Regions from separate parts of the Mus musculus genome. Here regions 1 and 3 are each linked to region 2. Evidence: chromatin loops called from intact Hi-C (ENCODE). Cell type or tissue: heart. All regions are shown on one strand. Each heading gives the region's core, and the rest is flanking DNA. Links, peaks and the distances in the headings are about the cores only. Region 1 has its middle 9.5 kb from the start of Fcrl6. Region 2 overlaps Cfap45 (cilia and flagella associated protein 45). Region 3 overlaps Fcrl6 (Fc receptor-like 6).

What was found. Hi-C counts contacts between places; a loop is a spot of excess contacts. Peaks named below come from ENCODE experiments on the same cell type or tissue, not always from the same donor. Only the 100,000 strongest peaks of a DNase experiment are listed, where the experiment ranks them.
Region 1: it touches region 2 in a loop (9-fold over the local background); 19 of 42 quality-filtered maps call a loop at or near these places.
Region 3: it touches region 2 in a loop (4-fold over the local background); 5 of 42 quality-filtered maps call a loop at or near these places.

What each region holds. Positions count from the first base shown.
Region 1 is chr1:172,606,808-172,617,361 of GRCm38, forward strand. It overlaps a transcript of Fcrl6 not described here. Among named protein-coding and RNA genes, the nearest start is that of Fcrl6, 9.5 kb to the left of the region's middle. In heart, for the core only: a CTCF peak has its summit at 6,149 (motif pointing left); no DNase peak of the experiment used is centred there; H3K27me3 peaks cover 1,017 bases.
Region 2 is chr1:172,524,109-172,534,662 of GRCm38, forward strand. Cfap45 (cilia and flagella associated protein 45) reads left to right here. Exons shown (of 12, transcript NM_027972.1): 2 at 3,682-3,807; 3 at 5,702-5,844; 4 at 7,973-8,117; 5 at 8,423-8,593; 6 at 9,838-10,016. Among named protein-coding and RNA genes, the nearest start is that of Cfap45, 8.3 kb to the left of the region's middle. In heart, for the core only: no CTCF peak of the experiment used is centred there; DNase peaks (open chromatin) are centred at 2,063, 2,753, 3,523, 4,803 and 2 weaker places; H3K4me3 peaks cover 1,232 bases; H3K27ac peaks cover 2,555 bases; H3K27me3 peaks cover 1,393 bases.
Region 3 is chr1:172,590,277-172,600,830 of GRCm38, forward strand. Fcrl6 (Fc receptor-like 6) reads right to left here. Exons shown (of 7, transcript NM_001164725.1): 2 at 9,761-9,781; 3 at 8,777-9,049; 4 at 8,346-8,627; 5 at 7,927-8,049; 6 at 7,507-7,538; 7 at 6,364-7,424. The coding sequence ends at 7,380. Slamf8 (SLAM family member 8) reads right to left here and starts at 292. Exons shown (of 5, transcript NM_029084.3): 1 at 123-292. The coding sequence starts at 156. In heart, for the core only: a CTCF peak has its summit at 4,419 (motif pointing right); no DNase peak of the experiment used is centred there.

The sequences.
Region 1 (10,554 bases), core at 3,643-8,642, 84 kb after region 2:
CAGAGCAATTACACATCAAAAGGAGATCAAAGGGATACAAATTGGAAAGGAAGAATTCAAACTATCACTATTTGCAGATGATATGATAGTATACTTAAGTGACCCCCCAAAATTCCACCAGAGATCTTCTAAACCTGATAAACAACTTCAGCAAAGTAGCTGGATATAAAATTAACTCAAACAAATCAGTGGCCTTTCTCTACACAAAGGATAAACAGGCTGAGAAAGAAATTAGAGAAACAACACCCTTCACAATAGTCACAAATAATATAAAATACCTTGGTGTGACTCTAAGCAACTGAAGATCTTTGTGATAAGAAGTTCAAGTCTCTGAATAAAGAGATCAGAGAAGATCACAGAAGATGGAAGGATCTCCCATGCTCATGGATTGGCAGGATCAATATAGTCAAAATGGCTATCTTGCCTAAAGCAATCTACAGATTCAATGCAATCCCCTTCAAAATTCCAACTCAATTCTTCAATGAATTAGAAAGGGCAATTTGCAAATTCATCTGGAATAATAAAAAACCTAGGATAAAGAAAACTATTCTCAACAATAAAAGAACTTCTGGTGGAATCACCATCCCTGACCTAAAGCTGTACTATAGAACCATTGTGATAAAAACTGCATGGTACTGGTACAGTGACAGGCAGGTAGATTAATGGAATAGAATTGAAGTTCCAGAAATGAACCCACACACCTATGGTCACTTGATCTTTGACAAAGGAGCTAAAACCATCCTGTAGCAAAAAGACAGCCTTTTCAACAAATTGTGCCAGCTCAACTGTCGGTTAGCTTGTAGAAGAATGCAAATTGATCCATTCTTATTTCCTTGTACAAAGCTCAAGTCTAAGTGGATCAAGGGCCTCCACAGAAAACCAGAGACACTGAAACTTATAGAGGAGAAAGTGGGGAAAAGCCTCGAAGATATGGGCACAGGGGAAAATTCCTGAACAGAACACCAATGACTTGTGCTATAAGATCAAGAATTGACAAATGGGACCTCATTAAATTGCAAAGCTTTTGTAAGGCAAAGGACACTGTCAATTAGACAAAAAGGCAACCAACAGATTGGGAAAAGATCTTTACCAATACTAAATCTGATAGAGTGCTAATATTCAATATATACAGAGAAGTCAAGAAGGTAGATTCCAGAGAAACAAATAACCCTATTAAAAAGCTGGGATACAGATTTAAACAAAGAACTCTTAACTGAGGAATAGCAAATGGCTGAGAAGTACCTAAAAAAATGTTCGATATCCTTAGTCATCAGGGAATTGCAAATCAAAACAATCCTAGGATTCCACCTCACACCAATCAGAATGGCTAAGATCAAAACCTCGGGTGACAGCAGATGTTGGCGAGGATATGGAGAAAGAGGAACACTCCTCCATTGCGGGTGGGATTGTAAGCTGGTACAACCACTCTGGAAATCAGTTTGGTGATTCCTCAGAAGGTTGGACATAGAACTACTGGAGGACCCAGCAATACCTCTCCCGGGCATATACCCAGAAGATGCTCCAACTGGTAATAAGAACACATGCTCCACTATGTTCATAGCCAGAAGCTGGAAGAACCCAGATGTCCCTTAACAGAGGGATGGATACAGAAAATGTGGTACATTTACACAACGGAGTACTACTCTGCAATTAAAAAACAAATTTATGAAATTCTTAGGCAAATGGGTAGATCTGGAGGATATCATCCTAAGTGAGGTAACACAATCACAAAAGAACATACATGATATGCACTCACTGATTAGTGGATATTAGCCCAAAAAGCTCGGAATACCCAAGATACAATTCACAAACCACATGAAACTCAAGAAGAAGGAAGACCAAAGTGTGGATACTTTGATCCTTCCTAGAAGGCGGAACAAAATACTCATGGAAAGAGTTACAGGGCTGGTGAGATGGCTCAGTGGTTAAGAGCGCCGACTGCTCTTCCGAAGGTCCTGAGTTCAAATCCCAGCAATCACATGGTGGCTCACAACCACCCATAATGAGGTCTGCTGCCCTCTTCTGGTGTGTCTGAAGTCAGCTACAGTTTACTTACATATAATAAATAAATAAATCTTTAAAAAAAAAAGAGTTACAGAGACAAAGTGTGGAACAGAGACTGAAGGAATGATCAGCCAGAGACTGCCCCACCTGGTGATTCTTCCCATATACAGTCATCAAACCTGGAAACTATTGTGGATGCCAACAAGTGCTACCTGATGTAGCTGTCCCCTGTGAGGTTTGCAAGTGCCTGACAAATCCAGAATTGGATGCTCACAGCCATCCATTGGATGGAGCACAGGGTCCCCAGTGAAGGAGCTAGAGAAAGAACCCAAGGAGCGGAAGGGGTTTACAGCCTCATAGGAGGAACAACAATATGAACTAACCAGTACCCCCAGAGCTCCCAGGGACTTAACCACCAGCCATAGAGTACACATGGTGGGACTCATGGCTCTAGCTACATATGCAGCAGAGGATGGCTTATTTTGGTCATCAATGGGAGGAGAGGCCCTTGGTCATGTGAAGTCTCTATGCCCCAGTATAGGCGAATGCCAGGGCCAGAAAGTGTGAGTGGGTGGGTTGGGGAGCAGGGGAGGGAAAAGGGGATAAGGGGAGGGATTTTCGGAGGGAGATCCACAAAGGGGATAACATTTGAAATGTAAATAAAGAAAATGGCTAATAAAAAAGAAAGACATGCAAAGTGTGTTCATAGAAGCTTTATTTTTAGTAGATAAAAACAAAGAACTCAAAGTTCCCTCACAGAGATTTCCATCGTCACTGAGGACAGAACAGAAGATGAAAGGTGGAGGGATCTGGTCAAATTGCAGGAGGAATTTTCAGACAATAAGGCTTTTTGAGGAAAGTCGTGTGTGTGTGTGTGTGTGTGTGTGTGTGTGTGTATGCAGGATATGAAGGTTTATTGGGAAGCTGCTCTTTTTTTTTAAATAAAAGAATCATTTATTTAGTTTATGAATGTGAGTACACTTCACACACATATCAGAAGAAGTCATCAGATCCCATTACAGATGGTTGTGAGCCACCATGTGGTTGCTGGGAATTGAACTCAGGATCTCTGGAAGAGCAGTTAGTGCTCTTAACCATTGAGCCATATCTCTGGCCTGTGAAGCAGGCAAATTTCCCTTGGGCAGGCAAATTCACTTGCCCCAAGGGAAAAAAAAAAGGCTAGGGAAGTTGCCAATGGATGGGAGAGAAGAGGGGGAAGAGAGAGAAAGCAAGACTGCCTAGAGAGAGGGAGAGTGTTGGGGCCATGGGTATGCAAATAATGAGGAAAGGTCCCTTGAAGTCAAAAGCAACTTTATTCACTGCAGGAAAATGCTTCTAACATTAAGGGTCGAGGTCAGGCTTGGAGCTGACAGCAATGACCCTGAAAATGTGGGAGCACTCTCAACTTCCCCTCAGTTTGAAGGGCTTAATGCAGGCGTGTGGTTCTACTGAAGTGAAAAGAATGTTGGGCTTGAGAGTTTGCAGTAAGGTGAGGTAGCAGAGCAACACTTGGAGGTTCTCTGGGTTCCTCAGAGGGGAGAGAATGAGAGAGAGAGAGAGACAGACAGAGAGAGAGAGAGACAGAGAGACAGAGAGACACACAGAGAGAGACACAGAGAGAGACAGAGACACACAGAGAGAGACACAGAGAGAGACAGAGAGAGACAGAGAGAGACAGAGCGAGAGACAGAGAGAGAGACAGAGAGAGACAGAGAGAGACAGAGAGAGAGACAGAGGGAGAGACAGAGGGAGAGACAGACATAGAGAGAGACAGACACACAGAGAGATACAGAGAGAGACAGAGAGAGACTGAGAGAGGGAAAGAGAGGGAGAGGGAGAGAGAAAGACAGAGAGACAGGGAAGAGAGACAGACAGAGAAATGAAGGTACAGAGGGAGAGGGAAAAGGACAGAGACAGGGAGAGGGAGAGGGGGAGTAGGAGGGGGAGGAAGAGAGAGAGTCAGAGAGAGACAGACACAGAGAGACAGAGAGAGATGGAGAGAGGGAGAGGGTGAGAAAGAGAGACAGAGAGACAGAGACAGAGAGACAGACAGAGGGAGAGGGAAAAAGGGAGGGAGAGGGAGAGGAAGAGGGAGAGAGAGAGAACCAAAATTTCTGGATTATATAGGGAAGAGCCTCTGAAGGGAGGGCAGCTCAGCCTCTGGGCTGGAAAGTTCAGGGTTGGGGGCAGGTTATGCCAGGTAGGGACTGAGGGATGCTGGGAGAACCTAGCGGCCATATCTGCTTTGGTGTGTAAAATATACAGTCCCTTGTCCCAGGGTCTGAAGCCAAACACTATGTATTTGGGAAAAAAATATCCATTTTCTGATGAAGGCAAGAACAGAGAGAGTGAGATTCCTGTGTTCTTGCCAAAGATTCTTGGACTTGGTGGAAGTGGGAACGCCATCTGACTCTGCCGCAGCTAGGTAGTGTTCTGGTGGTCAGATTGTTTTAATGTTCACGTAGTAAGGAGGGAAGATAGAGTTCAGTGTGTTACTCACCCGCCTAGAGGGGTTAGCACCTACATTTTCCTTCCTCCTTCTTTGCCTGCAGATTTCTGGTCTTTTCTCAATTTGTCAGCAATAGGTCCAGTGAGTGGCGCAGGTCAGTTCCGCTGGAGACAGAGTGGCCTCACACGCAAAACATCTGTGATGTTGGGAGCACAGAATGCTCATAGCATCTCCCTGGTTTCATCCCCTGTCATTGTGTCGCAGCCGTTGTGGGTGTGAAGTGAATTCTAGGTCATCACTCACCCCCTGCGGGTGACATGCCGGTGTACCTTCAGAGGTGGATGAATTGACTGTCTGAGCTCAGTTGGCTGCCCGTCACTCCCATGTGGATACAGTGACTCTGGAGAGTAGCACTGACGTCACAAGTCTTCTAGGACCCAGCCTACATTGAATGGAGACCTACTACGGGTTAGTGAAAGGTTCCAAACCCATCAGGCTGTGTGTGCATTGCAGCAGGACACCGTCACCAACGAAGTCCACCGGAGAACCATGCAACGACTTACAAAAAGGACACTGCAGGGGCTTGGAGCAGGCGTACAATTTTGTGTTGGGCTGCACTCATATCCTTGGCTGCAGGTTAGCTACATCTGCAGGGGATTGGACAGAAAGGTGGGAGGGTTCTCTTCCAAAAGAGGCTGGAAGCCCTGGTACCTAACTGTGTAGGTCACTGTCAGGGCAACAGCTGTGAGGGCCAGTGGTTGCTGGAGACTGAGAAACTCCCGGAAGGGTAGAGGGGAACTCAGGAGAATGGTTACTGGGGACAGCTCTGGGCATGGGGGCAGCAGGCTAGGTGTGGAGTCAATCAACTGCCCAAGCTTGAATCCTTGCTTTGACTCTTAATCTGATGAGAAACCTTGGCTAAGTTTTACAACCTTTTGGGTTTCAGGGACCTTATCTCTAAGGGGAACAAATGATTATACTTTGAGTGTAATGGAGGTTTCCTGAGATTTAAAGCCATGAGGTGCTTAAACAGTGCTGTCTCTTGGAGCACTCTAAGATGCTGAAGACGTTCCCTGGCTGCTTCCTGTGGTAGCTCTTGGTTGCACCGTAGATATCAAATATTTGAAATTGGCTGGCAAGGCTGAGGAAGTACAACTGTATTGGTTTTTGTTTTAGTAGATTTAATGTTTGATGTTACATGTGGCTGTTGCTGCCTTCTTGATTATCACAGGATTAGAGCCATAACACACAAGGAGGAAGTACTTGTTGAAGGTGAGCATTGGTAGAGGAGTGAGTCAGGCCACCTGTCACTGCTAGACTTCCTCCCAAATGTCACTTCTTAGGAGGTCCAAAAGATGAAGCAACCTGCGTGCAGGTACTTAGTTGTTCAGCTTGTGACTGGGACCACATGGTTTGCTGGAAGCAGAAGTCCAAGAAAGACCCCAGAACATTTCTGAGTTAGGTTCTAAAGACAGGACAAATTGGAGATGTGTAATACATGCTTAAAAACTTAGGACAGGAGCTGAAAGGTAAGGCAAAGGAAGGAGCCAGATTGGAACTGAACTCTGGGCCTGGCCTGCAAGGGAGGAATCACTAGGAGGCATCTGTCCAACCTCCTTATTCCCTCCCCTTGTCATCCCCCTTCCTAGAGAGGCATCTAGGCAGAATGGGAAACTGTTTGAGTCATGTCTGCAGTGACTCCTTGTGGCCACATGGACAACAGTTGCTTAAAGAAACTTATTTTCCTCTCTAAAGTGAGATTTAGAGGGAGAGAACTGGATGGGAGAGGGGGTAGGGAGGGGAAGCAGGGGATGGGGATCCGGTGTGGGGATGGGGTGAGAGGACTGGGGGAGTGAACAGAAATTGATGGGGGTGGGGCACCTCTGGAACAAGCCAGAAACTGGGGACAGTGATATAGAGGTGACCCTAGCCGAGACTCGTAGCAGCTGAGCATATAGAGACTGAAGTGGCCACTTCCTGTAGCCAGGTGGGACAACCAGAGGAGGGAGGAGGACACCAACCCACCAACAAATCTTTGACCCAAAATTTGTCTTGCCTACAAGATGCACAAGGATAAAGATGGAACAGAGATTGAGGGAATGGCCAACCAGTGACTGGCCCAACTTGAGACCCATCCCATGGGAGAGAGATAATCCCTGATTCTATCAATGATATGCTGCTACTGTTTGCAGACAGGAGGCTAACAAAGCTGTTTCGAAGTCAAGTGTGGATTCCAGCGCATCTTTGTGTTTCTAGTCCTTGCTCAGAACATGAGGTTCAAGATGCATCAAATTGTAGTCCCTAGGGCTGCTGGAGACAGAAAAAAACAAAAAAAACCCAAAAAACTCATTAAAGTCTTGGTTAAACTGCTTCGTGAGTGGAGTACCTGAGATGGTGGCTTTAACCTTATTGAAGGTGAAGTTTTAATTTGCATCGTAGTAATAACCACATCCAATGTTTAGTAGTGTGCAGAGAGCTACTCGGCACATACAGAGTAACTTGAATTTCCACTGTCTCCTCCCTGCCCTGTCTCCAGCCTCCAGCCTCCAGCAATTGGATTCTTCTTGTATCCTTTCTAAGGCGCTTTCCACCGCTATGATAATGGTATTCAAGCCCCCACGTCCCATGAATTCCATTATGCCATCTCAACTTGGTCTTTTCACTAGATGCTTCTGGAAAAAAACAAAACAAAAACAAAACAAAACAAAACAAAACAAAACAAAACAAAACAAAACAAAACACAACCAACTTCTGTTGTCTTCACCTCGAAGCCGCTCCAAACAAGCCAGGAGCTCTTCCCCTGTCACACCTGTGACAGCTCACTCAGTCATTCTGCATCAGGATGCCACACATGGTCACGGGTGTTATAAGATACTAATCTTAGTCCTAAGAGCACGTAGGCAAGGCCACGTTCCAGTCTGGAATCAGCTTCACTCAGTTACTGAGTGTGACATTTAAACAAAAGCTTGGGGCTGGAGAGATGGCTCAGTGGTTACAAGTACCGGCTGCTTTGCCAGAGGACCTTGGCTCTGCCCTCAGCACATTGATGGCGGTTCCCAAAGTCGCAGAGGATCCAATGCCTTTTTCTGACCTCCATGGGTATTGCATGCATGTGGTGCACAGACTTGTATGCAGGCAAAACACCCACACAAATAAAATAAAAAAATAAGGAAAAAAAAAACCTTTAAAAAGATAGACTTATGTACCACAGAGCAAAAGTGTTTGGTAAACCCTTAGTTGTGCTTGTTACCGCGGCCTCAACCCCCAATTCAACTCAGCCTGTCTCCAGCCTCTATCACATCTCCAGTGTATCCCGGAAGCAGGCTTGATCTCGTTATTTGAGTTAATGTCAACATTGTTCCTGTTGACTATTGCTCCCTTCTTTAAAACCAAGACGCAGTCTTTCTCTTCACTTGGCTCCTATCTCTGTACGGAACTTTCCCATCATCCTCTGCAGGCAGTCTCCGCTTTCCGCTCTAGCGGGTTTTCAAGGAGCTCTGCAGACTCTGGTCGCAGGCTCATTTTATTTGACTCCAGTCTGTGTTCTCATCTATGCTACGGGTTAAATTACTATCCTTATTTCAGTGAAGCCCCAGGATGTCATAGGAGCGCCCAGCTGCTTCTGTAGAGCTACATTCAGGCACTCAACTCAACCAACTGAGACTGAATCCTCCCTTCCTGTACCGAGTAGTCTTCGCCATCAACTGGACTGGATTTAGAGTCACCATGGAAATACACCTCTGGGCATGTCTCTGAGGATGTTCCCTGAAAGGTTAACTAAAGCAGGCAGCACCATCCCAGGGTCTTGGGTCACGACTGCCGGAGCAAGTGGGGCGCCAGCATGCATTTGTATTTCCTGACAGCCCACAAGTTTGATCAGCTACCTCAGCCACCTCAGCCACGTTTTCCCTGTCACGGTGGACTGCGTCCTCAAACCATGAGCCCAAACGAATCCTCCCTTCCTTAAGTTGCTGTTGTGATGTATGTTGTCACAACAATGGGAAAAGTAATATTTGTCCTCCTAGCCTGGTCCTCTCCTGGTGTTTTCTGTGTGAGTTCACAGGGTCACTTATCCCAAAATACAAATCAGAGAGATGGCTCAGCTGTTAGAGTAGGCTCACAACCATAACTGTAAGGAATCAAATGTCTTGATTTTGATTATAATCAAAGTGCAAACTAGTCAGCAAATATGTTATCACTAGTACACCCTAGATATAATCGAAGAAATCCCCTTTGCAATATGTATCCATTTTATTTGTTCTGTTCCTCTGAAGAACCCTGTTGAATACAGACTTCTTCCTGTCTCGACCACTGCCTGGCCCCTGTGCACCGACATCCTGCCTTCATCTGGTGTTACAACCACCTCTTGCATCACATTCTTTCTCCCCCAGGGCTGCACATTTCTGGAAGGCAAGGACCAGGTTTGCCTTGAACCTTGCTGCACTTAGGTATCTGGAAGAGCATGTGTTCAACAAATAAAAGAGAACAAAACAAAACAGGTTTAGAACGGGTTCCAGAGTCCTCCAATCTCCCTCTTGGTTTCCTGCTTCTGCACAGGAACGTTATGGATGGCTGCTACATTGTTGTAGGCTGGGGAGGTGTGTGTGTGTGAGACTGTTTCACTAAAGGCGGTTGTGTGGCTCTGAGTTGGTCCAGTGTCCACATAACTCAGTGCCCTTATACTTCCCTTAGTACAAGTGGGAGACCACCTGCTTGGAGCAACTTTGTTTCGGCAGTTCTTTTTACTCATAGCTCATAGCTGACAGCCCACAAGTTTGATCAGCTACCTCAGGCACCTCAGCCACATTTTCCCTGTCGCGGTGGACTGCGTCCTCAAACCATGAGCCCAAACGAATCCTCCCTTCCTTAAGTTGCTTTTGTGATGTATGTTGTCACAACAATGGGAAAAGTAATATTTGTCCTCCTAGCCTGGTCCTCTAGAGTTCCAGTTCTAGCTCCTCAACTTTATGCCCCTTTACACCCCCTCCTTGTGTGCACCTTCAGAGGTGACAGGTTAAACTTCACCTGTGTGCTTTAGATAGGACATCTGTCACCAAGGACACGTGGTTACTAAGAGCAGCATTAATAATTTGGGAATGGCTTCATAGAAAGGACTGAAAACTGCTGGAGGCTTATTCTTCCCCGGAGATCGAGGAAGAAAAGCATATATAATTAAAGTGATAAATTGGATTTTTTTTGGGCTTCTCTGTTTACCACTGTCAAACATAATCTATTTCATGCATTTATACGGAATGCATAAAAATAGGTCAGAATTAATTTTCTTCAGTTTGCTTATTTTCCCCTCGAGTTCCCTGGGCAGATGCATAGCCCAGATAGGGAGGGGACGACTGTAAGACTTGTGTATTCAGAGGAGATGGTAGTGGAAGATTTAGTGTATGAACCCCGGGAGCTGGTGGCACCCATGAGCAAGCAAACAATAAGGAGAGGTAATGAGCTTCTGGGAAACAGCTTGGGACCTGGATCAGAGGGAAGAGAGTTAGCGTCACGGCTCAGTCTAGTGAGCGGTGGGGTTTGGACTTCAACCTCCTTCCTTCTTTTCTCCGAGTCCCTTCTCCATGCTCTCCTCTGTTGCTTCCTCCACTCTCTCTCTACGGTGTTCCTTTCTTCTGTATGTGGACACGAATAAGCACGGCAAATAATTCCCTCCATCATGCCCCTGTCTCTCAGCTTACCTCATCGGTCTCCTTTGCTCAGAGCCAAGCTTCTCAAAAGACCCACCCATACACAAATCTTCTGCAGCCCCCCACTCACTCGTCAACCTCGGGCCATCTGGCCTCCGCCCCTGCAGAGCCCCCACTCCTCTGAACTGCTTTTGTCAAAACCATCCAGGCTCCAGTACTGCCTGGCTCCAAGGGGAGGGGCTGGCTCCCCGCCTGCGCGCTGTTTATTTGGTTACACAGCAGCATCTCTAACAGTTTGAACGCGGCTTCCAACTTCAAACACGTTCCTGGCTTGGCATTTCTCATGCCCCGCAACACCCCCCACCCATTCTTCTACTTCGTTAAGTCTATTTGCTGGGTTCTCTTTTCCCTACAATAAAATGGAGGGGCGCTTAGAGTTTGGTCCTAGTCTTTTTTATT
Region 2 (10,554 bases), core at 1,952-6,951:
GACAACACAGATGGGAGTTGCTCCAAAGAACTTTTCTAAACAGGCCCACTTCCCATGTATCCTTTCTTTCCCACTGGGAGGTTAAAGCATTTAAGAGCCATAATTAAAAGTAAGATTTAAAAAAAAATTAAAGTTACACTTACATATTTCTTAGAATATATTTTCCTCCAAATGTTGATTGCTTTCTACAGTTATATAATGAGGTTCAGATGTGTTGTGCTCCCCACTACCCTCACAACCTCTTCCCTCTTCTATTGAAAAAAAAATATCTTTTCTTAAAAACTTTATATGTTGGGTTGAGAAGATGGCTCAGTGGTTAAGAGTACTGACAGCTCTTCCAGAGGTCCTGAGTTCAATTCCCAGTAACTACAGGGTGGCTCACAACCATCTGTAATGGGGTCTGATGCCCTCTTCTGGTGTGTCTGAAGATAGCTACAGTGTATTCATATAAATAAAATAAATACATCCTGGGGCTGGTGAGATGGCTCAGCGGGTAAAAGCACTGACTGCTCTTCTGAAGGTCCTGAGTTCAAATCCTAGCAACCACCCAGAATGAGATCTGATGCCCTCTTCTGGTGTATCTGAAGACAGCCACAGTGTAACTAGTTATAATAATAAATAAATCTTTAAAAAGAAAAATACATCTTAAAAAAAAACCTTTATATGTTATGGAGATCCCCTGTCTCATCGATATCCATTTGACTTAATCTTCCTGCCCCAGAATCTCTATTAGAGTAACCTTGTTTGGATGAGATTCTCATGCTCCTGGGACATATATATGATATATAAAGGGGGTGGGGGGAGGCAGCTGGGTCACTAAGATAAGCATATTAGTGCAGGGCTTGCCTGTTTACCTGTCCCCAGTCTTTCCAGCCTCAGTTGTCGGTAGCTGGAGAAAGCTGCTTTTCCTTCCAAGGCTGTCTCCTTCCAAGCAGACTACGCAGCTTCTGGCTAGCCACTGCTCGGCGTCATGGGAATATTTATTTGGTCACGCAAGAAATAAAACCAGCTCTTCACCTCCTAAGAGGACCACTTGGCTACTGCCTCTGGTCCAGAGGGATCCAACTTTCCATTTCTGCTTGGTTCTTCATTTTTTTTCCCCCTCTAGTGTGTTTACACAGTGACCTCCCTAGTTCTTCTTGTTACTCTTGGCAAAACTGGTTATTCTAGCCCTGGGGTAAGGCTTGTGGCTTCAAAGTCAGCAGTTCTTAAATGAGGTTTTCTTAGCTACCCAGCCGCCAGTGCTCACAGCTTCCCCCATCTGGCCCACTAGTGGCTGCTTTTCTGTGGTCATTTGCTTTCCTTTCTCTGTTCTGACTTCGAGGTTCAGGCAGTGGATTATTTCCTGTGCTGACTTCCTCCAACCTGGGTACCAAGGACACAGGAAAGAAAGGACACAGTCTCCGCCTCGAGGGACCTACAGTCTGGTGCACAATGCCACTCGCAGGGAGTCCTTGAACAGAAACCGGAAAACAGATGCGAAAACAATCACAACCCTTCCCATCTGTACTCTGGGGCCCTTTCTTATACATTACTATCCACAGCTCAGACCACATCTGTGACCTGGAAAACGTGGAACGGTGGAGTGACTCGGAGTCAGAAAGATGCGTTTCCCAGAGGCATTCATCTTAGTCTACTCTAGACTCCTCAAGGGGTCATTTTATTTAATTTCATCCCTTGGTTTTTTTTTTTTTTTTTTTTTTTTAATCAGATGTAAGTCGGGTTCCTGCTGTGTGCCAGGCACACCCCCCGCCCCCTGCAAATCTTCCTTAGTTATATGGAGAACTCACACACCACCACCCCTCAAGAGCCTTCTACCGTTTCCCTTTATCCCCAGGGCTTACTCTCAATCCTACCCACTGTCCTTCCCGTTCATTTCCTCTTACTCTAATTTTAAGTGGAAAGGGGAGTGGTTGCTCACCACCCACCACACAACAACCCTTCAGAGACTGTTCTTAGGTGTCACCGGGGCTCCCATATCTGCCTCTTTATAAATCCAGGCTTTTCTGCTCTGCTGTCTTGGGGCTGGCTGAAGATGACTCCCTCTGGAAGCCTACACTGGCTGAGCCGGTCAGTGAGTGGGGAAGGAAGGCGCACACAGCCGGGCTCATTGTTTGGTAGGGGGCCAGCTGAGGAGTAATCGCCCAGTTCAGTGTCAAAACCTGACACAGGTGCTACAGGTGCTGGGAGGAGGTCTTGTTGGCAATGGCAGATCAATGAGAGATGGCAAAAACACCGTTTGGTGACCTGGAAGAGTCACTAACATTCAGTGACTTGGTCTGCTCATTTCTCCGTTTATATCATCCCCCCTGGGGCTACGGATTCCCAGACTTGGAGGGACCTTGTATGTCTAGACCATTTCCCCCAAGATATCTCAGCTTACAGAGCTTGGTTGAGACGGGTGTGGGCTCCTCCAAAGCAATGAATGAATCAGCTTTAGATTAAGGCTACCCTTATCCAAAAGCCTTCGTAGAAACTGCTTCCCGGATGTAGATATCTACTCTCGGCGGGCCAAGATGAAGCCGAACTGACCGCTGGGACTGGAGGTTGTGCTTAGCTGGGTTCCTGGTTGTAAGCCGCTGAACCAGAACTCTTATTTAAGTGGGATGGAACACCCCGAGAGGATTTAGGAGAGCCCACGGATGTTGTACCAGCAGGGAAACGAGGCTTGGAAAGTAGGATCAGAGGGAACCCCTTCAGCTGTAACCACGGCCAAAATCGCAACTGAGAGGAGATCTGGCACACGCTCCTCAACGCTGCTGGCTTTGCTTGCTGGTGACGTCCTTATCAGCACTGCCCCAGATGCGGCTGCTTCCGCTGCATCGGGTCAAAAAGGCTTTCCACGTTCAGGTTCAGTGTCTCATATCACTGGTTCCCCAGTCGCTGTAAAGTCAGGGGCATCTTATTGGCTCAGCTTAGATGCCCTGCTTGACTAAGAAGGCAAATACCTGATGTTTTCAGCTTTTGTCTTTGGGAATGAGCCTCATCTCCCACAGCCATTAGCTAGGGTAATTTGCCAAACATAGGAAACGATTGGCACGTCAAAAAGTATTCTATTTTGGTTAGCGCTGTCTGATTGATGGTAGCTGGTAATCATTGTTCATCCACTACTTACCATTTGCCAACCACCACACGCTGAGCTGTGGCCCAATGAGTTTTTACAGCTTTTATTTCCTTTAGACCCCAGCTGGCTCATGAAACAGGAATGGGGTTGGGTGGTTTGTCCTTAATGAAAGGGTCCTAGAGTTCAGGCTGAGAAGGCTGGTGGTGAAGAGGACCATGTGCATTCTTGGGAAATGAGGAGCAGTTGCCTCTCTAAAGCCATTCTTATGGGAGACTGTACCTGTGCAGGGACTAGGAACAGGAAGCCTCCCTCCTTCTTGTCACCATCTCCCCACACTCTCCATCTTTTTCATCTGTACCTTGTGACTGACTTGGCTTCATCAGCTCTTGAGATGGCACAGATGCCCTTCCGTAGACTTAGTGTGCTTTGGCAAGAGGTCTCCCCACGGGGGACGCTGTACCCTACATTTCAGGTCCTATGTGGACACGTTCGTTCTATAAGAGGTTTTGCTGTATGCTCGCCCTTCTAGCTGTCGGCATAGGCTAGAGACATGTTTGCTGCCTGTGGTCTGGATGCCACTGGGTACCGATGACCGGACTTTCTGTCTCTACCTGCAGCCACTAAGGCCAGGGGATGCCTCAAGCTCTGCTTCCACCGCTTCCAACCGGTCACGGACTAGGACTCGCTATCGAACCAAAGCCATGAACTCTGAGGTAGACGAGAGCCTCTTTGGAGGTGTCAAGGTAACTCACCATCAGTAGATTCCCCCAGCTCCCTGGTCGCTGCTGCCCCTTATTCAGCAGTGGCCTAGACCAGTGTTGCTTAGGGTGATGTTCGTATTAGTCATATCACTGAGATTTTTATGTCAAAGAAGAGATTCAGAGATCCTGGCTCTGACATCTAGTGTGTTCTAGGTAAACAGGGCACCTGGTTCCTCACCCCTAGAAATTCCCTCCCTTCTTTGACTTCCAGGGGTTCAGCTAAACCAATTGCTTAGCTTGGGGAGACGAGCAAGCCCCACCCAGACTAGGACAATGATGGTTCCTGGAGTGTGGAGAGGGAGGTACAGCGCTCCTTGGAACAGCTTTGGTGTCAGTGACAGTTGATGAAGAGGGAAAGAGTGAGACTTGGAGAGCTGGGCAGGGGAGAGATTGAGAGAGAGAGAGAGAGAGAGAGAGAGAGAGAGAGAGAGAGAGAGAGAGAGAGACAGAGAGAGAGAGAGACAGAGAGAGAGAGAGAGACAGAGAGAGACAGAGAGAGAGACAGAGAGAGAGAGAGAGAGAGAGAGAGAGAGAGAGAGAGAGAGAGAGAGGAGACATTGAGGAAGAAGGGCCACTCCTGGAAGCACAGGAGTGTAGGTGGATTGGGGAGTAGAGAGCTGATGTCAGCCCCTGCTCTTCATTGCTCTCCCTGTGAGTGGAAGAGGACTTTCTAGAGGGCCCCCTGAGAGGATTTTCCACTCTTCTGTGTCTTCCCCACTGGTAAAGGCAAGACTCGAAAGGGTGCAATTCTGTAATTACACTTACACTCTTTGTGAGGGGAACGGTCCTCATGGAATTTTCTGGTTAAAAGGAGGGTGGGGAATGGCCCAGAGCTCCAGGTTCTGCTTGTTCACTAATCCTATCTTGGCCCAAGTTCTTTGGCCTTCTGGGTAAATGAGAGTCCAGGAAGTTAGCGGTAGGGGGCAGAAGTGGCCCGCAGCATTGCTGAGTTGTGCCCTTCTAGAAGCAGAAACAAACACCAGGTGGCAGTAGCGCTCAGGGGACAGTGCATACAAAGTGACCCAGTCAAAGCTACCCCCTGGGCACCATGCAGGTGTCTGTTACTGCGTTTATGGCGCCTACATTTTCATGTGTTTAGAGACTGTATTTTCTTGCTAACCCTTCTGAGGTTAGACGAATCTGAAAAACACCACACATCTGATCTGTGTTCACATTGCCGAATCCTAACTGAGTGCCCTCCTTAATCATCATTTGTTCCCTAAGAGTCTTGCTGTGTGTCCCATGCTGGTTTCAGATTAGCTGTCCTTCCCCTGGCTCTTGATGGCTGGGATCAAAGGTGTTTGCCACAATGCTTGGCCCAACGATGTTAGATTTTTAAGGCAGTTCTTGTTAGGCCACTTAGCTATGTCCAACTCCCTTGATATAGCTTAAAACAAACAAATAAACAAACAAACCACTAATCATTAGAAAGGAATAAAAATCACTAATATTATATTGTAGATTTATCTGTAGCATGTTATATTGCTTCAAAGTCACAGCGTGGTCCAAGAATCTCACAAGACCCGAAATGTTCATGGAGAGATAACCTAGACACCAAATTTTAAAGTTTCAACCCGATTGGTTTAACAGAGGTCTAGATATACACCGTCAGCCCCTCTCCTCCCCACTCCTTGGCACAGTCTCCAGCATCCTTGGGAGGAACGCCTGCCCAAGAATAAAAGGTATTGGTGTCAGAAGGTCAGGCCAGTGCAGAACACACCCAAGCCATGTTTTGATGAAGATTTCGAGGATGCTTCCCTAATACCGTAGGTGCTCTTGTGTTCTGTAGCTGCATGGGGTGGAAGCCTCAAGGTCCGTATTGGGTCAGTGGCAAGTGGAGTGACCATCTTCTATGGATTTCTTTCTGACCTGATAGCCTTCATCCCAGGGCAAGAGCGACAGCCCTATCGTGGTGATCCATGATAAACACGCTATCCGGAAAACTCTCAGTGCTCTGGGCTTGGAGCACAAGACGGAGACGATCCAGCTCATCACTAGAGACATGGTCAGAGAACTCATGTGAGTCCCCGGGCACGGCTGCCACTGTGCAGGATGACTGGGCCACCAGGATGCTTCCGTCCAGACAGCCCAACTCCATCTGCATTCCTACCCATCCCTCCCTCTTTTCTTTTGTCTTGTTTGCCTGTATAGATTTTTCTTAAATTCTCTTTTGCTTAACGTACACAAAACTGGATTTCGTTGACATTTTATTACATCTATATACTTTATTCTTCTTTGTCCTTTCCTCTGAGACTTCCCTCTCCTCTTCTCGATGGTCCCTAACTCCTCCAAATAGTCCCTTTTTGCTGCCATGACACACATATTCCAATGTCTGCTATAGTTTCTGTCTCCTACTTTAAACCTCTTCTTCCCTCTAACAGTCCCCTCTCTCTCCCTCTCTCTGTGTGTGTCTCTGTCTGTCTGTCTCTTTCTCTCTCTCTCTCACACACCACACATTCTACATGTAAAAGAAAAAATCAATATGCCCATCTCGTTTCAGCATTTTCTCTCCTCCATCTTGGCCCTCCTCCTCTCCCTTTGGTAGTTAGCATGCCACTGCCCTTCATTCCAAAGCTTGCTGTAGGCTCTAAAAGTAAAGGGTAGAGGGGCAATCAATGCTTCTAAGCCCTCAGCACTGCTTGGGGGGTGGGGGAGAGAAGTGGACCAATGAGTCACTTCCTTTTGGGTACAAGGAGAATCCAAAGCAAAGGGAAACTGACCAGATGCCTAATTAGCACTCTGGCTCCTCCCCAGACTCGAGGCTATCAGAGGAAATTCATAGGGGCTCTCTGGGTTCCTTTGGGGTTAGCTCAGTTTTACTGCCCTACTGGAACAGTGCCATCAGGCTCCTCCTGCAGGGCACAGGCAGAGCTCAGCTAAGTGCCAGGAGCCAGTGCTGTGTTTGGTGGCTTAGCTCTTGTGTTTAGTGCTTCGAACTCTCAGACTGTCCTACCGCTCTGGCTCCACTGCTGAATGACGAGTGACGTCAGTTCACAGAATTTGAAGCCCTTGGCTCAGGGCTTAAGCTGAAGAGACGCAGCTGGATCCCCATGCAGGAGCTGGACTTGACGATAGTCTCTGTTTAGCCTAGGCCGACCAGCCTGAGCATCTGACAGCCAGATGTGGGCAGTGGCCTGAGGGGTCCTACTTCTTGACCTCCCTGCAGACAGGCTGGTCATGCTTCAGATCCACTGTCTTAGATTCAGGTTGCTCTTGGTCACTTCACAGCCTCCATTGTTTTGGGCCACACCACTTGGTGCATTCTAAGACCTTGCTAATAAGTGAACCTACTTCTAGGACAACCTCCTCCGCTCCCCCCCCCCCAGCTTTTATTAGATGAGATTTCACTTCCTGTCTCAGATCATCTGCGTCTTGTTGCCATGCACCTGTTAAACTGCCTCGCCCAGAAGCAGGCTTTATTCTCTCCTCTCAGCTGCTCCCTCCCCCACCCCTAATGTATGTCATTTGTTTCTAATCATTATAATTAGCTGTAGGTTTGTTGAATGCGTTGGGTAGCTACAGGAGAGCTCTAGAGACACATCTCCAGGAGCTGTCGATCAGAGTTTTTAATTAATATTTAGGGTTCAAAGCCTCTATCCAGGATGGATGGACAGGGATATTTCAATTTCCCACCAGCATCCACTTCAACCCTGCCAAGCATTGCCTTATACTTATACCTTATTCCAGCACCAGGAACAATCTGTTTTTTAAAGTCCGATTCAACAGCTTTGTGTGTGCTAAGTACCAGGTACTGGCTCAGAGATTAGGCTGCTGATGTAGTTAAGATAGAGTCCAATCCTGAAGAAGCTGAAACAGGCCTTGCACCATTGGTCCTGAAGTGGCCAGTAAGATGGAGTCAGAATGTGGTGGGGCTCAGAGGAAGCTTCTTGGAGCAGGGTGGACTTAAAGAAACACAAGGACAGGTCACCGACAGTTACATGGAGAACACGGCATATGAGACAGACTTAGGGAAGAAAGACAAAATGTCTCTTTTGTCTGCAGCATCGGTTGCTTCTCACCTGAAACCTTTCATTCAAGTGGCCCATGAATTTGCAGGCTCTTCTGTCTTAGCATTGTATGGGGAGGAGAGGAGGGGAGGGGGTTTGGAGCCCGCTCTCCTCCCTAACGCTGGTCATTCCTACGTCAGTGTTCCCACAGAGGACCCCTCTGGGGAATCGCTAATCATCAGCCCCGAGGAGTTTGAGCGGATCAAATGGGCATCCCAAGTCCTGACCAAAGAAGAACTGAATGCCAGAGAACAGGCCCTCAAGAAGGAGAAGGAAGGCATCTTGGTAACTCACCTTCCTAGCTGTGTCCTTGGTGGGCGGGTGGCAGAATAGGAAAGTGGAGTAGGGAGGCCAGCTTTCCATCCCAGGCAGGATAAGCTCAGTTAAGGCATGCTAAAACAAGGTGTGCACGTGCATTTAATAAACAAACGTTGCGGTACGCGGGCCAGTGGGAGGATGGGAACAAAGCCGGGCCGTGAGACCTCTCAGCTCTGATAAGTGAGGGACTGAAGAGAATTCTTGCCGGGTTACGTGCAGCAGGTGAGTTTACGGAGAATAAACCCCACCAATCCGGGCTGGTCTCCCCTTAGGAAGCCGTCACAATTCGCAAGAAGATTATGAAGCAGAAGGAGATGACTTGGAACAATAACAAGAAGCTCAGTGACCTGGAGGAGGTGGCCAGGGAACGGGCCCAGAACCTCCTGCAGAGAGCCGACAAGCTCCGTATGGAGCAGGAGGAGGAGCTCAAGGACATGAGCAAGGTGGGGGCCTCTTCCTTCCCTCCGAGGGCTCCCTGCCGCTCCCTCTGCGCTCTCACTCAGACCCAGGACCAGGAGAGGGACTGATGTGGGCGGGGCTCGCGTGGATAGGAGGAGACTCGACCTGTTTCCCGGATGTTGAGAGCAAGTCGCTGGCCCTTGAGTCCACTTGTAAGATGATGAAGGCAGCACTGCTTAGCAGCTGAACAAGCTAAGATATTGGGAGGGGCTTTGAGAACCGTGATTGATAAGGATCTCACTCCTATTTCTATCCTGTTAGTTCAAGTCTGGCCCCAGATAGTGGTGGAGACAATAGCGTTCTTTTTGAAATGCCCAGAGTACTTTAGCTGGGAGTAGAAGGATCAGGGGCTCATTTGAAATTCTATTCTGTAATCCATTCACATGTGTCACTCCCTTGTTGACTAATAGAAAAAAAAAAGTCGACTCCCCCAGTCCTTCATCTCTGATTTTCATCTCTCTGGTAAATCTCTACGTGTACCAGCTCTTATTATTCCAAAGCTTTTACTTTCTGGTTCTTAATGAGGGCACATGGCTTCTCATTTCTTTTATGCATGTTAGGCTCTTCTAGATTAAAAAAAAAAATGCACCAGTTGAATTTCTGCTGGAATGCCTTGGCTTCTCTACACACAATGCACTGTTCATGGGTCCTCAGGGAAGGAATTGCAAAGCTCTAACACCTTATGGAGGTTATGTGTATGTTTATGTAGGTGAACACGATAACACCGAGTTCGTTCATCATAGTTCCAAAGGCTGCTCCATTATCTACCGAACTCTACAATGCCCTGACTGATGCTGTCTCTCCTTGAATAAACTGTAGTGCCTGATACGAAACCAGCAAAGGGTCTGGAGAGATGGCTCAGCAGTTAAGAGCACTGACTGTTCTTCTAGAGGACCTGGGTTCAAGTTCCAAGCAAGACAGCTTGCAACTATCTGTAACTCACAGTTCCAGGGCTTCTGACACCCTCACACAGACATACATTCGGATTAAAACATCAATGAACATTAAATAAGAATAAATTATTAGAAAAAGAAAGTCACCAATAATGCTTGAGCTAGGGTGAGTGAGACATCCTGTCTCTTTGGGCTCAGTGAGCAACGGAGCAAGTCTCCGGCCCGTGCGCTCTGCTCCCATGTCTTCCCTCTTAAATGTCCACACACTCATAACACCTCCTTCCTTTACCTTATCCCCAGACCTAGTGCCAGGATTCTTTCCTCCCACCTCCTAGATTATTCTGAATGCCAAGTGCCACGCAATCCGGGATGCCCAGATTCTGGAGAAGCAGCAGATACAAAAGGAATTGGATGAAGAGGAGAGGCGGTTGGATCACATGATGGAAATAGACCGGCGGGAATCCCTCCAAAGGCAGGAGGATCGGGAAAGGAAACGGAGGGAGGAGAGAGTACGGTAGGTAAAGGTGGGCTTTTGCCATTTCCCCCATAAGCCCTTTCTGAGTATCTTCAGGTCCACGTAGCCTAAGCAAAGAGGGAAGAAGTGAGACGCAGTTGTGAGGCACCAATATCTCTCGTCCCTGACAGAATGATGCAGGGAATCATACAACCTGCAAGGCTTATTTCCAAGGTTGTAATAGGCGTGTCTCTGTATACTCCAAATCAGTGTCCTTTCTTGGTGCCTCCTGTCATCCACTCTACATCTTCCCCCAGCGTCTATAAAGTCTTTATAAGCAGACCCAAGGAAGGAACACTCTGCCTCATTAGGCAGCTCTGATCTTTATGTTGACTGAACTCAAACCCGCTCTCTGGGCCACTCTATCTGCTCCTGCTAAATCTCTCCTGTCACACGAAGCATTCAAGTACCCTATCCGAATATGAGCTTAACATTGCTGCTTGGCTGCTGCCTTTGCCTTGTCTACTCCCATTCTGCCAGCCTTTACTCATGCCAAAGGCTTTATTTAGATGCTTCCAAGTTTACCGATAAACTCTGG
Region 3 (10,554 bases), core at 2,153-7,152, 66 kb after region 2:
TTCTCCTTCTCTCCTTGATTCTTACTTGGTTTGGAGAGGCAAGCTGCCTAGCAGTAGGATGAAGGCAGCTGGGGAGAGGCTTTCAGCTCCCCGAGGACAGGTTGTCCATCTGCCCCACTTACCTTCAAAGAGAAGAAGACTCCAGAGGGACCACATGGCCGTTGTCCTCCCTTGGAAGATTCCCTCAGCAAACTAGGATATCCATCCTAGGCCAGACGAGTGCACGGAAGGAGCTGTGGTCCTGCTGGAAAGTCCCATGTTCAGAAGGAGGAATCTTGACTCAAAACAAGATGTCTTGAAAGCGAAAGCATCCCGGGTAAAGTGGAAGTTGGCTGCAGGCCCAGCTGAGCCTCACTGGGTTCTCAGGAGCCGGTTCTTGTAAGTCAGCCTCCTTTCTGTGCACATGGCAGTCAGAGCATGGTGACAAGCACACCCACATGGCACACGTGCTTCTTACACATGGTCACCAGGCCTTTCTGCATCCAGCCCTGCTCATGGATGGGCCTAATCACCATCATTGTCACAGAGAGCCTTCTGAGCTTCAATTTTCATCTATGCACTTCCCCTCTGCTTAAAAGTCTTTGAAACTCTCCTGCTGCCCTCTGGATAAAGACAAAATACTGAGCTTAGCATGGGAGGCTTTTCAGCTTCTACAGACTGGCTGCCCACATCTGCTCTCCTCTTTGGCCATCCCAGCCAGACTACCTCTTTTTAGAACCACCCCATTTGACATCTGCACACATTGGATTGGCTTTCCTAGCAGGCATACCTTGCCCACCAGGCTGTCCTTCAAGGCTCCCTGCCTACAAGCAGAGTGAGAAATACTTTGTACCCATGTATTCTTACTCTTCCTTGTATCCTCTGCATGTTGCTGGTCATAGCCACACAGTTTCTCTAGGCCGTTTAATAGCAACATTCGTATTTGTTTCTGTGCTGGACACACTGTTTAATAAATAGTCATTAAGTGATTGGACAACTATCAGACGTGGCTAGCCCTTTTGCTTTTATGTAAGGCTGAGGACCATTCTCAGAGCTGATCTTCTTGTCACCCCATTGGAAGTATCTGTGGAAGAAGAATTAAAAGCCACGTTAATGGTAGGCACTCTCTTGGGGTCCCAGGGGTCATAGAGGGGCAGAGAGCATGGGCTGTCCCCTCCTCACTCTTATTCTGCGCTTTTATTTATAGCTTCTTTTTTCCCCTCTTCCCTCAGTAATAGAGAGAGAATGAAAGGCTTCTGGAATGTTCTACCAACTTGTATCCCTATCCCCAGCAGAGAAGTCATTTTAAGATGCTGCCCTTGAGAAAGATGCCTAATGTCCTGAGTTTGGATCATTGTGTGTTGTCCTGTATAGTATCTAGTTTGTGAGTGAAATGGGCACCATGGTAACACTGGCTGTGGAGGAAGAGAAAGCATTCATGCTGCTCCTGAGGAACCAAGAGAGAAGGGAAAGGACCAGCATTTTCCTGGGGAATGAATGGGGAGCCTCTACGTGTAGTTCAGAGGGGAAATGTACAGCAGGGTCTGAAGAAGACTGTCAGAACACTACTGCTCATTCAAACTTGAAGGAGACCACTGGGGCCTGAGATCCTGACCAGACCAAAGTAGACTGGAATTCTTCCTACTAGACAGGTTTCTAAAAGACACACACACACACACACACACACACACACACACACACACACACACACACACAAATTAAAAAATTAAAATCAGTTAACCAGAAGATCAATATTTATTTATTTATTTATTTATTTATTTATTTATTTATTTATTTATTTATTTATTATGTTTACAGGGTCTTGTATGTTACAGACTGGCCTTGGACTCACTGATTATAGACGACCTTGGACTTCCTTTTCTTTTTGTTTTTTCGAGACAGGGTTTCTCTGTATAGCCCTGGCTGTCCTGGAACTCACTTTGTAGACCAGGCTGGCCTCGAACTCAGAAATCCGCCTGCCTCTGCCTCCTGAGTGCTGGGATTAAAGGCGTGTGTGCTACCACGCCCGGCTGACCTTGAACTTTTAACCCTCTACCTCCTAGCTGCAGAGATTACAGGCAAGCCCCACCGCTTCCAGTTCCTGGGGCACCAGGGGATGGAACCATACATAGGTTTTCCACATGTGAGGCAAACGCTGTCACCTGAGTTAAAGCTCCAGCATTCTCAGTCCTAGCAGGCCTATACCTCTGAAATGTCTGATTGGCTTCCTCTGCCTGGTACCGGCTTCCTCTGGCCCTTCCTGCCTGCACAGCCCCAGCTCTGTTCAGTTCCCCAGGCACCTTTGCTAAGCTAGCAGGTGGGTTGCTGCTCTGCGGATTGCTAGTAGATCACTTAGCCAGGCTTGAAATGTTCCTTTTCAATACGTTGTAATGGCATACCTGTGAGATCTGTCAGCGGACGCCTTGCTGCTGGGCTCCAGTGGCCCCTCCCTGCTCAGCCTTCTTGGGCAGCTGTGGAATGTCGGGAAGACTGGGCCTGAGGCAGAAGAACTTGGGAGAGCGAGCACTGCTTTAGCCACTTCCTAGAAATATCCACTGTCACCATTTGCGAACGGGTGCATTGGATAGCCCTTACTGGTAGCTCCTGAGATGGTGCTGGCATAGAGGGTCTCTTCCAACTCAATCACATTCTGCCTGTCCTGCCTCACCCTGGCTCTAGCTTATAAAGAGGTAGAAGGGACAATATCTTCAGTGAGCCTGGGGGCTATGGTGTACAGAGTGGGAGAGAAGGAAGAACATGCAGGGGACGGGGGTTGGTTGGGTGGGTGGGTGGGAATGGTAGATGCAGGAGCCTGGGCTGGTGGGATGTTCATCTTAGGGCCTCTCTGCCTTTGAGGCAATGAGATACCTTTCTAGAGATGTGAAGGAAGGCTGTATAGTATAGCAAACAAAGCCACCATGGAGATTTATTGAGGTAGAGAGAGGAACCGGAGGCTCATTTATACATTCATCCTTCACCAAACACTTACAGGTTTCTCATCTCCTGCAGACCAAGGCATCAAATAAACTTTTATAGAGCATCCATAGGCATGATGCCATGAGGCCAGAGCTCACAAACTGGGTGGCAGCAATCTGGTCCTGATGACAAAAGTGACCATCACTACTGATGTGCTCCATGTGTGGAAAAGATTCCAGACACTGAGTAGACCAGGACCGTTTTCTGAAGTGATGGAGTTCCTCCACTGACTCTCTGCTGAAGCCCTGTGTGCAGCGAGAAGCAGAAGCAGACATGCTGAGGGCCCAAGGTCCTGCAAGCTGCTGTTGCTTCCCATAGTGCAGAGGAGACTGAGGCCACAAAGGGCACAGAGCTGCTCATTTAAATAAACATGTAGACCTTGTTTCTTAGGCAAATCTAAACCAGCCTGGAATTGAAAGGAATCCCAAGAATCCCGAGGCACACAACCCTCTTGGTTCCATTTTGTCTTGCATCTAAACTGTATGGCCATGTAGCCATATATAAAACAATAATCGTGTGTTATCCAATCTCTTTCACTCAATCTCTCTATCTTTCTCTTTCTGTCTCTGTCTGTCTTTGTCTATGTCTCTCTCTCTCTCTCTGTCTGTTTTGGTCTGTCTCCCTGTCTGTGCCTGTGTCTCTGTCTCTCACACCCAACCACCCACACACACAAATTTGAGATATTTTTAAAGCCACTTTATTAGGTTCTTCAATCTCTACCTTCCTTCCAACCTTTATTCCACCCCAATTCCAACTCACAAACACTAGCTAGGAGAGAAAGAAGGTTAGAAGGAAAAGGAGGCATAGACCTCTTTAGACTACTTTCTGCTGGTTAGGGGCACTGGGTTCCTTGGGGGCAAGTCCAATCTTCATAGTCAAGTCGCCAACTTCTTCTCTTGATCATGACCATGTGGCAAACCACAACAGCAACCAGTGACAGGAAGAGCAGCAGCCTCCTCTTATGTAGTACCCCTATCCCGCTCTGGGCTCTGCCATTGATACCATCTCCAGAGTCCCCCAAATTAAATGATCTACAACAGGCAAAAATCATGCCCTTGCTAGAACAGGAGGCAAATCACAATCACTGTGAAGCAACCTCTTATTTTGAACCTGGGATTAAACAAAAAACATATTCACATAACATGACTTTTTTTTTTTTTTTTTAAGAGACCAAAATTCTCAATACAGGATCCCATACAGCCTGGAATGTCCTGGAAACTTGTTCTGTAGCTGAAGATGACGTTGAATTTCTGATCCTCCTGTCTCCACACCATGCATGCTGAGACCTCAGGTACTCACCACCCACTGGGTTTGAAAGATGCTTCCAGGGTTTTTCTCATGCCTAGCAAGTACTCTACCAATTGAACTGCACTCCCAATCTCCATCTTTTAAGATGTAGGTCTCCTGTGAATGGACTAGCCTGAGTGTAGCCAGCACATAAATTCTTGAGTACCAGAGAAGGCCAGCAGAGGGCAGCCACAGGGCTCCCAATTGTGTGTTTGTTTCTCCTTCCATTAAGGGGCAATTCCAGGCTGCTGCAGCCAATGTCCCCAATGCAGACATGGAATTCTTTCCTGTACCTTTATCCTTTAGGGCACATGAACCCATAGAGCCCAGGTCCTCAGGAAAGGCATGATCATCATGTTCCTCTAGATACATAACCGTTTGCATTTAGCTCTGAGTAGGAGAAAAAAGATGGTTCATAGCTCAGAATTTTGGAGGAGACAGATGGGGGGCCTGTGATGAGTGCTGTCAGGTACCTGTGGCAGGCAGCAGCTGTCAGTTCTCTCCAGTGCCCTTCCTCAGTGTCAGCTAGGTCTATCCTGGTTTCCCAGTGAGATTTGCCACCCCCACCCCACCCAGGATGTGGGGCTTTGGGCTGGATGCTAATATTCCACAAACCAAGGATAGAGTAGGCTAAAGAGCATGGGCATCCTCAGAGAGCTCTGACCTCTGAGCTTTGGGGAGGGTTTCTTTCCTTTTTTCCTTTTCAATTTTCTTAGTAATGGATTGTTTTTGAAAAAAAAATCCAGTTTATTCAGGAAAAGGGATTTATTTTTATTTTTATTTTTTGACAAGGATATTTTCAGCTGTGTAGATAGACCTGTGGACACAGATAGCAGTAAGGAGAGAAAAGTTCCTGAGTAGTCAGGAGTGTGTGCATATGTGTGTGTGTATGTGTATTTGTGTGTGTGTGTATGTGTGTGTTTGTGTGTATGTGTGTGCACGTGTGTTTGTGTGTATGTATTTGTGTGTGTGTGTGTATGTGTGTGTTTGTGTGTATGTGTGTGCACATGTGTTTGTGTGTATGTATTTGTGTGTGTGTGTGTGTGTGTGTTTGTTTGTAGCTTCTCTGTCATCTGAGCCAAACAACCTGTTTTCCTTTCCAACCCATTGTGGACCTGTATTTCTGTAGACTATAATAAAAGCAAATTACTAGAAAATCCAGAATAAAAAAAAAGGCATACTTACAAACGACAAACTCTAATTTTATGATTCTATTAAACAAACATACAATTACTGTCCGATTGCTAGAAAACTTTCTAAATATTTGCTGTGATTTTTGTGCTTGTCACAGATTTCTTGAAAGCAATTCAGGCTGGCAGTAGTCGGGGTTCCTGGCAGAGTAAGAATGGGAAGTGGACAGACAACTCAGGAAGGAGGCTGTCTGTGCTCCCTGGGAAGCGCTGGAAGGGCTGGAGGCATCCAGAGCATTAGCCACACTTTTCCTCCTGGAGCTGACACTTTGGTGTTTTGATCTTTATATGAGGGGGTAGTTTTTTTTTTGAGGGAGTAGCAATGGTTTGGGGTCTGCAAGTACACTCTGGCTGGCCCGTGGAGGTCCTGTGCCTATAGTTGTTCTGGCTTGAGCTGTTCAGTCTTCTCAGCAGGCTGTCTGGTAAGTGGCCATGAGGGGCTTGGTGTTTCCTGGTCCTGAACTAGATGGCTGATGTGGCAAGGATGGAATGGGGTAGGGACTTCCATAGAGTCTCTTGGAAACAGATAAGTCCCTTGGAAGTACTTGCAAATTGCCCAGGGATCTTATAGAAATGCATATTTTGATCTAACAAAATCTGGGGTTGGGTCTCTACAGCTGCATTTCTATTAAGTACCCAGGTAACCATGATACTGTTGATATTGAAGAGCATGGGGAGCCACTATAGAAGAGGTTAGCAGGTCTGTGGTGCTGCCTGGAAGACAACATTGATGTTTCTTTCATAGGCAAGGCAGGAGGGGTCTGGTGTCAGACTCTGCTGTCTGTGATTTAGAACAGGAACCAGGAAGGCTGGGCCAGGGCCTAAGGGGGGCATCCTTTACTGAGTGTGGACACCTCAAACCAACACCAAACTGCCAGGTACTGTTAATGAGCGGAAGGAGCAACACAAAACAAATGGACATATTCCTTTTAACACACTGTATTTTACAACCACTTTTAAAATACAAGACATCAGTGAGTGACTTTTCTGGGGCACTCAGTAGTCTGGAGCTTTGGGTGAGCTGAGGTCTGTTTCTGAACTGGGCATGCTGAGAATTGCAGGTGAAGGCAGAGTTATTTCTGCCTTCACAGCTCTGATCCCTTATCAAGATTCTATGATATTGTATGGGCAGCCCATTTATGGGTACACCTTGGTCTTGCTGAACTTCCCAGAGGCCTGTTAGTCTTGTAGTCAAGGTTTTGTGCTTTCCTTTCAGGATAAAGGCAAGTATATTTTCTTTCTATATAAAATTCTCTCTGTCCATTCATCCACAAGCATACATACATATTTATCTGTATTTAGTTATCGTGTCTTATTTCTATCATCTTATCTGTCATGTTACTTATTATCTATCTATCTATCTATCTATCTATCTATCTATCTATCTATCTATCTATCTATCTATCTATCTATCATCTATCTATCATCCATCTACCTATCTACCATCTATCTATTATCTATCTAATCTATATGTTATCTATCATCTATCTGTCTTGTGTGTCTGTGTATCTATCATCTGTCTATCTGGAGGTGAAAACCCTTTTCCTTTTGTACTTAAAGAAGATAACTGTGGCTCTGTGTACAATGTTACATCTGGAAGTGTGTGTGTATGTGTGTTTGTTTGTGTGTAGGCATGTGTATATGTATGTATCAAGGTGGAAATTGTTCATTCCCACACCATTGTTTGGTTTCCCGCTCAGAAGAGAACCCACAGTTCAGGAGCCCTGGCCAGGAATAGGGCAAATGGGCTTTCTCACTGCTGGGCTAGGAACTGGGTGACCTGCAGGGAGAACTTGGAGCCACTGCTGAGTGCTGGAGGGTGGAGGCTGGGAGCTGGAGTTGAGTGTATGTTGGAGGAAGACATTGCACTAACACAGAGCATGATCCTAAAGACCAAGGGGATCTTGGCAGGTCCTGGTTTTTGAATCCAAATCATTGGTGGGAATCTCATTTATATCTTTGATTATCAACCGATACATATAGAAAACTGTCCTGTAGGAAAGTTAGGTCAGTACAGGGAGGCAGATAGGGAGGCAGGACAAAGGATGAGAAAAGGGCAGGGATTCCTCCTTACTGGCTCTTTTAGGGTGGGCGTCTCAGGTCTGGCTGTGGAAGGAGAGACATTCATGTCAGGATTTGGAATTTTTCTCCTACCACCTTCTGGCTTTTGGTTTCTCGTCCCCAAGAGAATACAGACCCCTTACTTGTATGTAATTTGGACACAGGAAGAATTAGGGATTGTTGACTTAGATTCAAGTCGTAACTCAGCTACCACCAACTCTGTAATATTTTTAGTCATCATATCTCAGAAGTCTTTATTTCTCAACCACAGAAAGGATGATGCTATTAACTACCTCATAAGGATGATAGAAAGGCTCAAGAGAGATGACTTGTAAAAGATGATTTAAAAATAATTGCCGCAAGGTATAACATATGTCTATGAAAATGACACAAAGAAACAATGCTACATGCTGATGTGGAGAAAGTTACTAACCATGCTTTTTACAGGGTTTGAAGAAATACATTAGAACCACAGCCGCAATGACCATCCCTCCAAGCAGGCTTGCAGGTAGCCAGATAGGTAGCATGTTGCTCTTGATCCAGGCAGTACCTGAGACTGGGGAGATAACTATTCAAAAATACATCTCAAAGTAGCACAAGAGACACAAGCACAGCTTTGGGGGACAGCATGTGGCCTTATAAGTGGGGATGGGAGATGGATGGCTCAGAAGGAGCTAGCATGAGCAATCATGTTATGGGTTGCTATGGAACCCCTCCCAATGGAAACCCCACCCCTCTGCCAGACACTCCAATCAGGGTCTGTACTCAAGGAAGCAGGTATGGTGGGGTTACAGAGGAGTGAAGTCTGATTCCTGACAGTTACAGGGGTGTAAGATATTATACAGAACATACCAACCAAGGGGAACTTCTTGAGCTCACTTATTTCTCTGGAGATGTTGTTTTTAGCTTCACAGGAATAGTTCTTGGTACTCCACTCTGCCTTTACTGAGGCGAGGAGGGAGGCAGCTCTGCCAGAGGGAGCCAGGGGTTTCCCTAGGATTTCTCCATTAATGTAGAATGAGTAAAAGATTGGAAGGGAGCCCTGGTGGGCCTCACAGAGGAACTCCACCTTGTCTCCTACAGCAAGGTTAGTGGCTTCATGTTGCAGAGTGAGCACAGGATGGGATACAGGAGCTGGAAGAGGGCACATAGAATGGGAGAGTCAGCCTGACTGCCCAGGATCCAGGATCATTTCTTCCTTGGACACCTTACCTATTCCCAGGGAATGGTGTTGCCTGATATCTGGACCCATTAGTAGTATCTCCCTTCCCTCATCTACTTACTCCAGAACTGGATATCCAGATAGCCACTTTTTTTCTGAATTAAGCCATCCTCAGTGTCCACCATACACTGGTAGAGCCCAGAGTTTTCCTCCTTGGCTTCTGCAGAAAATACTGAGTGGGGACTCCTGTCTTGAATGACATGGTTGTTCTTGTAGAAAGTGTAAAAGAGCTGTAAAGTTGGATTCTTGGGGTCCACCTTTATGGTACACTTCAGGATGACATCCATCGTCTCTGAATTGGTGAATTCTGTCAGCTCAGGATTTGGGAACAACTCTGGGGAGACATGAATCCAGAGCTGAGGAAGAAAGTCCAGAAAGTTAACCAAGGAGACTGAGGACTGATCTTCTGCAGAGGTCAGGCTACAACTATGAGACCAGAAGAGAGGGAGGGAGGGAGGGAGGGAGGGAGGGAGGGAGGGAGAGAGAGAGAGAGAGAGAGAGAGAGAGAGAGAGAGAGAGAGAGAGAGAGAGAGAGAGAGAGAGAGAGAGAGAGAGTCACCCCTAGAGCTTGTCCATTGCTCTCATGCAGGGAATCTGGAATGACTTCCAAAGCTAGGTCGCATGAGAAGCCTAGAAGGACAGAGCCAGAAAACTCCTTAGTGCTTGTGGTCTTCAGAGTTAAAAAGTGGGTATCAGGGCTGGTCCAGGGCTCTCCAAAACTCCTTGCATCCTCTGGATAGATGTTTGGCATTTTAAAACAGATTTATTTATATGAGTACACTGTCACTCTTTTCAGACATACCAAAAGAGAGCATCAGATCCCATTACAGATGGTTGTGAGCCACCCTCCCTATTGTTGCTGAGAATTAAACTCAGAACCTCTGCATGTTGGACATGATTGTGGAAATCTCAGGGCCCAATAAATTACCCCACAATCATCTGGAGAACCTGGAGAGAGAGGTCCTGCCCAGAGAGCCACCAACCTCCAGGTTTCATGAGCAGTATCTCTTGCTGTCCCACCAGACCCCTCCAACTGGTGACTCACCTTGAGCTTCAGCCATGGACTCTGCAAGAGAGCAGCAGAAAAACTTTCACATGAACTGCTGGTATTCATTTCATTTTGAGCTACCAACCACCCAGCATCCAAACCATTCATCCATCTATCACCCCACCACCTTAATTATAACCACCATCACTAAGCCCCTCAATTACTCCCCCAACCAATTAACTACCATACTTTTATAGTGGATAACTTCCCCATACTCCTCTACCCTCTCTCTGGTCAAATTTTGACTTCCCAGGCAAGCCTTCCCTAGGACCCTGATCAGAAGAATTCTCATGTTCATAGAATCCTATTGTATTCATGTTACTTTCCAGAGTAACAGTACTCTGCAGACCTATTATTAATTGTACTCTTCAGAGGATTGGTTGTATTCCAATTTATTTGTAATATAAGGTCTTACTCTGTAGCCCAAGCTGCCCTTGAACTCATCTTATAGCCTCGGCTGGCCTCTGACTCATGGAAAAGCTCCCGTTCCTGGTTTCCAGGTGCTGAGATGACAAGTTTGTTCCCTTAGGTATAGTTTGAATTTGTCTTATTTCTTGCCAACCCATTATTGCTACATTGTCTCTCTGTAGGGAGTATGGTGAGCTTGGCCATCTAACTGGTCCTTGGGTGTGGTTTGAAGGCAGCTAAGGACTATCCCTCAAAATCTCCACATTTAACGTGGAGGCAGATCCTATCATGTTGTGTGTAGACCTCCAACCTTCTAGATACATGATAACTGATAAGTAGTAATTGTTGTCTATTTTGGCGACCACATCCTGCATGGAATGGAG